Linked DNA regions of Homo sapiens: region 2 is linked to region 1. A link is an interaction called in ENCODE POLR2A ChIA-PET data of the cell type or tissue named here. Cell type or tissue: Panc1. All regions are shown on one strand.

Region 1 (4,000 bases):
TGCCGAGCTAATTAGATAGGGGGATCCAACAGACCTAAAGGTTCTATGAATTAACCATCAGCTTGTGAGGAAAGAGTGCTATGAGAGTTTAGTTAAATAGGAATGACAAACATTCTCTGACTTAAATGTAAAAATGTACTCTCTTATTCCCTCTCAACTGAATGGAAAGTGGGAGGAAAAGACTCACGGAGCTGGAATCAAGAATAGAAACTAAAACATTGCCAGAGAAGGGGCCATAAAATAGTAGAGCCACACAAGAGAAGAAACCATAAGACAAGGAAAAACACACAAAAGAAAAGGGTGAAGTCAGAAGTGGGATGGGACAAGAATAGTATAACAAGAGGGGAAAAAAAGAAGACATTATGATCCCCAACCAGGAAGAGAAGGACAAATTCTCATGCTGAAAGGGCTGAGATGTGAGATCACTTGAGACCTGGAGTTCAAGTCCAGCCTGGGCAACACAGTGAGACCCCCATCAAAAAAAGGTCAGGTGTGGTGGCTCACACCTGTAATCCTAGCACTTTGGGAGGCCAAGACAGGTGGATCACTTGATCCCAAGAGTGCAAGACCAGCCTGGGCAATAAGGCAAAACCCCATCTCTACCAAAAATACAACAACAAAAAATTAGCAGGCATGGTGGCGCAGGCATGGTGGCACGCGCCTGTAGTCTCAGCTAATAGGGAGGCTGAGGTAGGAGAATCACTCAAACTCAGGAGGCAGAGGTTGCAGTGAGCCAAGATCACACCACTGCACTCCAGCTTGGGCAAGAGAGAAAGACCCTGTCTCAAAAAAAAAAAAAAAAAAAAGAAAAAGAAAAGAAAGGCCAGGTAAAATAGCTCACACCTGTTATCCCAACACTTTGAGAGGCCAAGGTTGGAGGATAACTTAAGCCCAGGAGTTCAAGACAAGCAAGACCCCTGGGAAACATAGGAAGACCCCGTCTACAAAAAAAACTTTAAAAATTAACTGAGTGTGGTGGTACATGCCTGTGGTCCCAGCTACTCAGAAGGCTAAGGCAGGAGGATCTCCTGAGCCCAGGAGTTAGAGGCTGCAGTGAGATATGATCATGACACTGCACTCCAGCCTGGGTGACAGAGCAAGATTGTCTCAAAAAAAAAAAAATTCTAGCATATTTTAAAATTAAAAATTAACCCATATCTGGCCAGGCACATGCCCATAATCCCAGCACTTTGGGAGGCCGAGACAGGCGGATCACCTGAAGTCAGGAGTTCGAGACCAGCCTGACCAACATGACGAAACCCCGTCTCTACTGAAAATACAAAAATTAGCCGGGCATGGCAGCGCACACCTATAGTTCCAGCTATTCAGGAGACTGAGGCAAGAGAATTGCTTGAACCCAGGAGGCGGAGGTTGCAATGAGCCGAGATCTCACCACTGCACTCCAGCCTGGGCGACAGAGCAAGACTGTGTCCCAAAAAAAAAAAAAAAAAAAAAAAAAAAAGCTGGGCACAGTAGTGGCTCACGTCTGTAATCCCAGTACTTTGGGAGGCCGAGGCGGTGGACCACCTGAGTTCGAGACCAGCCTGGCCAACGAAACCCCGTCTCTACTAAAAATACAAAAATTAGCCAGATGGGGTGGCAGGCACCTGTAATCCCAGCTACTCAGAAGGCTGAGGCAGGAGAATCTCTTGAAGCCGGGAGGCGGAGGTCGCAGTGAGCAGAGATCACGCCATTGCACTCCAGCCTGAGCAACAGAACAAGACTCTGCCTCAAAAAAAAAAAAATTGTAACCCATATCCCAGTATCCTAACAGATATTCATTTCTGGTTCCTTCTAGCATATATCCACAAGCCATTCAATTTTAAACTGATAATCACTCTATTCTAAAATGAACCCTGTCACCACATTCCCCTCAACCTGGGGGAACTTTATAGCCCCTCTATAAGCATCACAGGAGTCGTTGGACACAATCGGCTTTTCACCACATTCCTTCTGGGAGCCTTTACCTAACAAGTGATTTCAACTCTGCTTATTCAACCCCTCACCCAGAATACAGTCTTTGTTGCCTTTGACGCTAACTTTATAAAAAGGATTTACCACCTCTATGAGATCAAGTAATATACTATTTGAATCTTTAAACCAGTTTCAGTACCAAAACAACTTGCAAAGTCCAGACAATTAAGTCAATCAATAACTTCCAACATTCCCTCTGATCTCTATAATCCCAGGTCACCAAAGACAAAGGCAATATGATACGAACCATGACCTATCTTCCTAATCTGTAGGTCCTCAACCCTGGTTCTTTCCACACTGTCACTGCCCAAATCTTTCCACTATGCCCAAAACAATACTCACTCTTATCATACCAAATCTCAGGCTTCCTCAATCTTTCTGAACAATGGTCCTTCCACTTATTTACCTTGACTTAACCCTGGCTGTCCTCCTTCAAGTATTTTCTCACATTTCTCTCTTTACTACGACCTTTACCACCCCCGCCCCCAGAGCAAGATATGATTGTCATTCTCTTGCCTTTCTATCAAAGTTTCCAGATCATGATCATCTCCCTTTACGGTGTCACCTTTGAGATACACAGTTGTCTCATTATTTATGGGGACTGGTTCCAGGACACCCTTGCAGATACCAAAATCCATGGATGCTCAAATCCCTGATATAAAACACCACAGGCCAGGTGTGGTGGCTCACGCTTGTAATCCCGGCACTTTGGGAGGCTGAGGTAGGTGGATTTCCTGAGGTCAGGAGTTTGACACCAGCCTGGCCAAAATGGTGAAACCCCATCTCTACTAAAAATACAAAAATTAGGCTGGGTATGGTGGCTCAGGCCTGTAATCCCAGCACTTTGGGAGGTTGAGGAGGACAGGTCACTTGAGGTCGGGAGTTCAAGACCACTGTGGCTAACACGGTGAAACCCTGTCTCTACTAAAAACACACACAAAAAATAAGCCAGAAATCACTTCAACCCAGGAGGTGGAGGTTGCAGTGAGCCGAGATCCCGCCACTGTACTCCAGCCTGGGCAACAGAGCAAGGCTCCATCTCAAAAAAAAAAAAAAAAAAATTAGCCAAGCATGGTGGCAGGCACCTGTAATCCCAGCTACTGGGGAGGCTGAGGCAGAAGAAACGCTTGAACCTGGGGGGCGGGGGTTGCAGTGAGTCGAGACTGTGCCACTGCACTCCAGCCTGGGCAACAGAGCGAGACTCCATCTCAAAAAAAATAAAATAAAATAAAATAAAAAATTTAGTCTGGCATGGTCAAGAGGTTGAGATGGGAGAATTGCTTGGGCCCAGGAGTTGGAGGCTACAGTGAGCTTCAATCACCCCACTGCACTCCAGCCTGGGTGACAGAGTGAAACCCTGTCTATAAAAAAAAATTAAACTCAAGTAGTAGATGAGGTATTTGCAGGAAAATAAAATAATAAAGTATAGTATAGTAAATGCATACTCCAGTAACACAGCTTATTATGAACTATGTAATATATGTATATCCACTATATATTATGTACTGTATGTTATTGCAGTATCATCTAGTACTGAATTTTATAAAGTTTTAATTATTATATACTATATGTAATTGTACCTGCTATATTTTTATACAACTGGCAGCACAGGTTTGTTTACACCAGTATCACTATAAACAAGAGTAAATGCATTGTGCCACAACGTTAAAACAGCTACCCTATCACTATGCAACAGAAATTTTTCAGCTCCATTAACCTTATGGGACCACCACAGTATATGCAGTCCATCATTGACCAAAATATCATTATGTGGCACATGAATGTATTTGTAGCTGGGATTTAGTCTTAATGTAGTCCTTCTTTTTTCTGAGACACCCACTCTGTTACCCAGGCTGGAGTGCAGTGACAGGATCATGGCTCCCTGCAGCCTTGACCTTCCAGGCTCAGGCAATCCACTCACCTCAGCCTCCCACGTACCTGGGCCCACAGGCACATGCCATCGTACTCAGCTAATTTTTTAAAATTTTTTATAGGAGGGGGGGGGTCTCACTATGTTGCCTGGGCT
Region 2 (4,000 bases), 120 kb before region 1:
TTTTTCTTCTTCCAAGTATTTCCAATCCACAGTTGGGTGAATCCACAAATACATGCTTTCTATATTTGTGGATACATGCTTTTCCATTATAAACTTGGTCTTCCCATCCGTGAAGGAGGACCAAGCGTATAATGAACACCCACATATGAACCATCTAGCTTGAGAAATAATACATCTCAAAAATACAGAAGGTTCTATGTGCAGTCTACTCAATCACATTCCCTTCCTTCCTTCTCAAAAGTAACCATTCTAAGACAGAGTTTACCATGCACACTTTTGTAAGTCTTACTAGAAATATATATATATATATCTAAACAAAAAAAGTACCACTTTAAATATTATATACTATACTATATCTTTCTGCAACTCATTTGTTTCATTCAATATTCCACCTGAAGGCCAGGCACAGTAGCTAATGCCTGTAATCCCAGAACTTTAGGAGGCCAAGGCACGAGGACTGGTTGAGGCCAGGAGTTCAAAATTAGCCTGGCCAACATAGCAAGACTCCGTCTCTACAAAAAATATCGAAAATAAAAGTACAAATAAATTACACCTGAGATATGTTGATACGCAGAGTTCCAATTCCAATTGTTTTAATTGTTATATAGTTATATAGTATTCCACAATGTGAATTTCCCCGAATTTTTTTTTCAGAATGTTAGTAGTTATTTAGGTTGTTTCTAAATCTTCATAATAGCAAACAATGCTGCAATGGACAGTCCCATACACGACCCCTTGTGAAAATTTTTCTGGGGCATAGGAGCAGAGGAAAGATATGCACACCTTCAACTTCAGTAACTGTTAAACTGGTAATAACAATGTACACTCCCACTTGCAGTATGCGAGTTCCCATTGCTCCACACCTAGATAACTGTACCACCAGAAATCTCCACTTTTGAAGTCTTATGGGTGTGAATTGGTAAAGTCACTGTGGTTTTATCTGTATTTCCTTAATTACTTGTGAGGCTGAACAAATGTACATGTGTTTGCTGGGCTTTTAGGTTTCTTCTTCTTCTGTCAACTGTCTCTAATATCCATTACTTTTCTACTGGGTCATCTTTTTCTTACTGACTTGTAACAATTTTTTTATACCCTTGACACTAATCCTTTGTTAGTTAATACGTATGGCAAACACTTTCTTCATATCTGAGTTTGGCTTTTCACTGTTTTCACGGTGTTCTGACAGAATTTTTCAATTCTTTTAACTTGTATTTTTAATTAAATTTAAACAATTAATTTAAACAAATCTAATTAAATCTTTAATTTTTTTTTTTGAGATGGAGTCTCACTGTGTCTCAGGCTGGAGTACAGTGGCACAGTCTCAGCTCACTGCAACCTCCACCTCCCAGGTTCAAGCAATCCTCCTGCCTTAGCCTCCCGAGTAGCTGGGACTACAGGCGTGTGCCAACAAGCCCGGCTAATTTGCATATTTTTAGTAGAGACAGGGTTTCGCCATGTTGGCCCGCCTGGTCTTGAACTCCTGAATTCAGGTGATCCACCCACCTCGGCCTCCCAAAGTGCTGGAATTACAGGCGTGAGCCACCACGCCCAGCCTAAATCTTTAATTTTTTATTTTAATCTGTTCCCTTACAGTGTTTGTGCTGTGTGTTGGTTATTCTTGGCCCTTTACTATTGCAATCCATTAACATGTTATCTCTCTCCATTTGTTGAATTCCTCTTCGTCTTTCAATACAATTTTGTAAGAAAAGTCTTACACAGCTTGTCAGAGAATGTTCTCACACGGCATTTTTCCTGTTACTATTGCAAATATTTTTTAGAGTTTTTGTTTGTTGCCATTGTTTACAAACTCAGTTTTAGTATACAGAACTCATTATCCCAGACTAAACTCATTAAGTCTAATTAAGTTTTTAAGGGATTTAAATTCTTTCAAGTTTAGCCAGTAGGTAACTGAAGTAGCCTGCAAACAGCTCCGGACTGAAGAAAACTATTAGTCCTACTTTCTACTCCTTCAACTTTCTCAGCATCAGTAGGAACGAAGAATTATTCTTTCTCAACTCATAGCTACTTTCATATCATCGTAGTTAATGAGATGACAGGAAAAGTACAATGTCTGGCACAAAATATCTTCCTTCTCTACTCTTTCTCACAGCCCAATCCATAATCAATATAAGGCTTACTAAAACAGAAAATGAAATAAATTTTCCTGAGCAAGTCATCATTCCTTTCATATTTTCATCTCACCAGTGAAACAGGAAGAAAAATTTTCCTACCTGTATCTCACCTGTTCAACTAGTAAAGTAACCAAATTTAGAATGTAATGCCTATTCTTAAATGATAAAAGAAACTAACCTTTGTTGAGTAGTCCACTTATATCAGTTATTATGCTAGTTGCACATACTACCTCATTTAACACTTCAAATGGGGGCATTTTCCTCATTTCATAGGTAAAGAATCTGAGGTTCAGAGAGATTAAAGATTTGCCCAAGGTTAAATACCTACAAACTAGCAAAACTAATATTTTATAATACCAGTCTATCGGGCTCCAAAAGCATGTTATTCACATTTACACACTGCCTCCTACCAACGACCAAAGAAAATTAATTACCCAAATTCTAGTTCCTCTCCTCATCTATACTAATCAGAAAAAAAGCTAGAGGAAGAAGGAACCAGATGAGTTACCCAGAGCTCCTGAACAGAACATCTCATTTTGTTTCTGGTTACAAAACTACAAAAACAACAATCCAAAGAGAAATAAGACTTACGGCTGTTTGAATGACTGTGTGTGGGCCGCTGTGGTCTTCAGGTGAGCAACATTAATTTCCTCTGAGAGCTCTTCTACAGTCTCAATGTCCACGTGCTCCTCATCATCCTCAATGTATTCTACACAGTTATTCTGAAATACATCATTATAAAAGTAAATAATGTATTGAGTGGCAAGCACACCTAAACTTTTCAAATGTTTGTTCCCCTTATAAAACCAACTAATGCCAGACATTCATGTTATATCATGAGTACTGATAATCCTAAGATTGTTAGTCATAATAAGGAATTAAGACAGAAAGATAACATATCATTAGAATTAACAATCAAGAACTATAAGTCATATATATATGTGAGCCGTGGTGGCTCACACCTATAATCCAGCACTTTGGGAGGCCCAGGCAGGTGGATCGTTTTGAGCTCAGGAGTGCAAAACCAGCCTGGGCAACATGGCAAAACCCTGTCTCTACAAAAAATACAAAAATTAGCCAGACATGGTGGTGCTCGCCTATAATTACAGCTACTCGGAAACCTGAGGTGGGAGGATTGCTTGAGGCCAGGAGTTCGAGGCTGCAGTGACCCAAGACTGCACCACTGCACACCAGCCTGGGAGACAAGAGTAAGACTGTCTCAAAACAAATTAAATAAAAAATAAATAAACAGACATAATTAAACTTAACAGCATCCTCAAAGGACTGCACTGATGCTTCAGTGTTATTTCTAGTGGACAAAATTCAGGCACAGATATATTAAGGTTTCATAAATCTTAAGATTAAATAACAGTAAAATAAAATTTGGTGAAAGAAATATAGAAAGGAGAAAAATTCAAGTGCCACTTTAAGGGGGCTTCATGACCAACATCCTATCAGATGCCCACAAATCAACACACATTAGCATACACAGGCAGGTATAGAAATAGGATACAGCCTAGTCCTGCAACTCTCTCAAAACCACAAAATGAGAGCTTGTAAGGAATTTCAGGTTTCAAAAAAGCCCACGATTGCTGTATTTCCTTATTATACCAAAAAAGGAGTCAAAGTGTTTACTGAGCACCTGTCACAGAAACTTGCTAAATATTTTATGTAACACTAGAGTTATGTGGATATATAGGATAAGCAGATCTTTTTAAGTCCACCTTTACAAATAGTATTTGCTTGCAACATTTCTGTGCCCCCTCAAAAAAAAAAAAAAAGTGTTTACTATGCCAGAAACATAGTAAATGAGCCCACCTCCCGGGATTCAAACGATTCTCCTGCTTCAGCCTCCCGAGTAGTTGGGA

Evidence for each region. ChIA-PET counts read pairs that join two places held together with the same protein. Peaks named below come from ENCODE experiments on the same cell type or tissue, not always from the same donor. Only the 100,000 strongest peaks of a DNase experiment are listed, where the experiment ranks them.
Region 2: POLR2A ChIA-PET joins it to region 1 with 9 read pairs; 7 of 35 experiments call an interaction of 5 or more read pairs at or near these places.

What each region holds. Positions count from the first base shown.
Region 1 is chr15:41,635,495-41,639,494 of GRCh38, reverse strand. It overlaps a transcript of MGA not described here. Among named protein-coding and RNA genes, the nearest start is that of MGA, 23 kb to the left of the region's middle. In Panc1, no CTCF peak of the experiment used is centred here; no DNase peak of the experiment used is centred here; H3K27ac peaks cover 722 bases.
Region 2 is chr15:41,753,291-41,757,290 of GRCh38, reverse strand. MGA (MAX dimerization protein MGA) reads right to left here. Exons shown (of 24, transcript NM_001400225.1): 18 at 2,724-2,854. Among named protein-coding and RNA genes, the nearest start is that of MAPKBP1, 19 kb to the left of the region's middle. In Panc1, no CTCF peak of the experiment used is centred here; no DNase peak of the experiment used is centred here.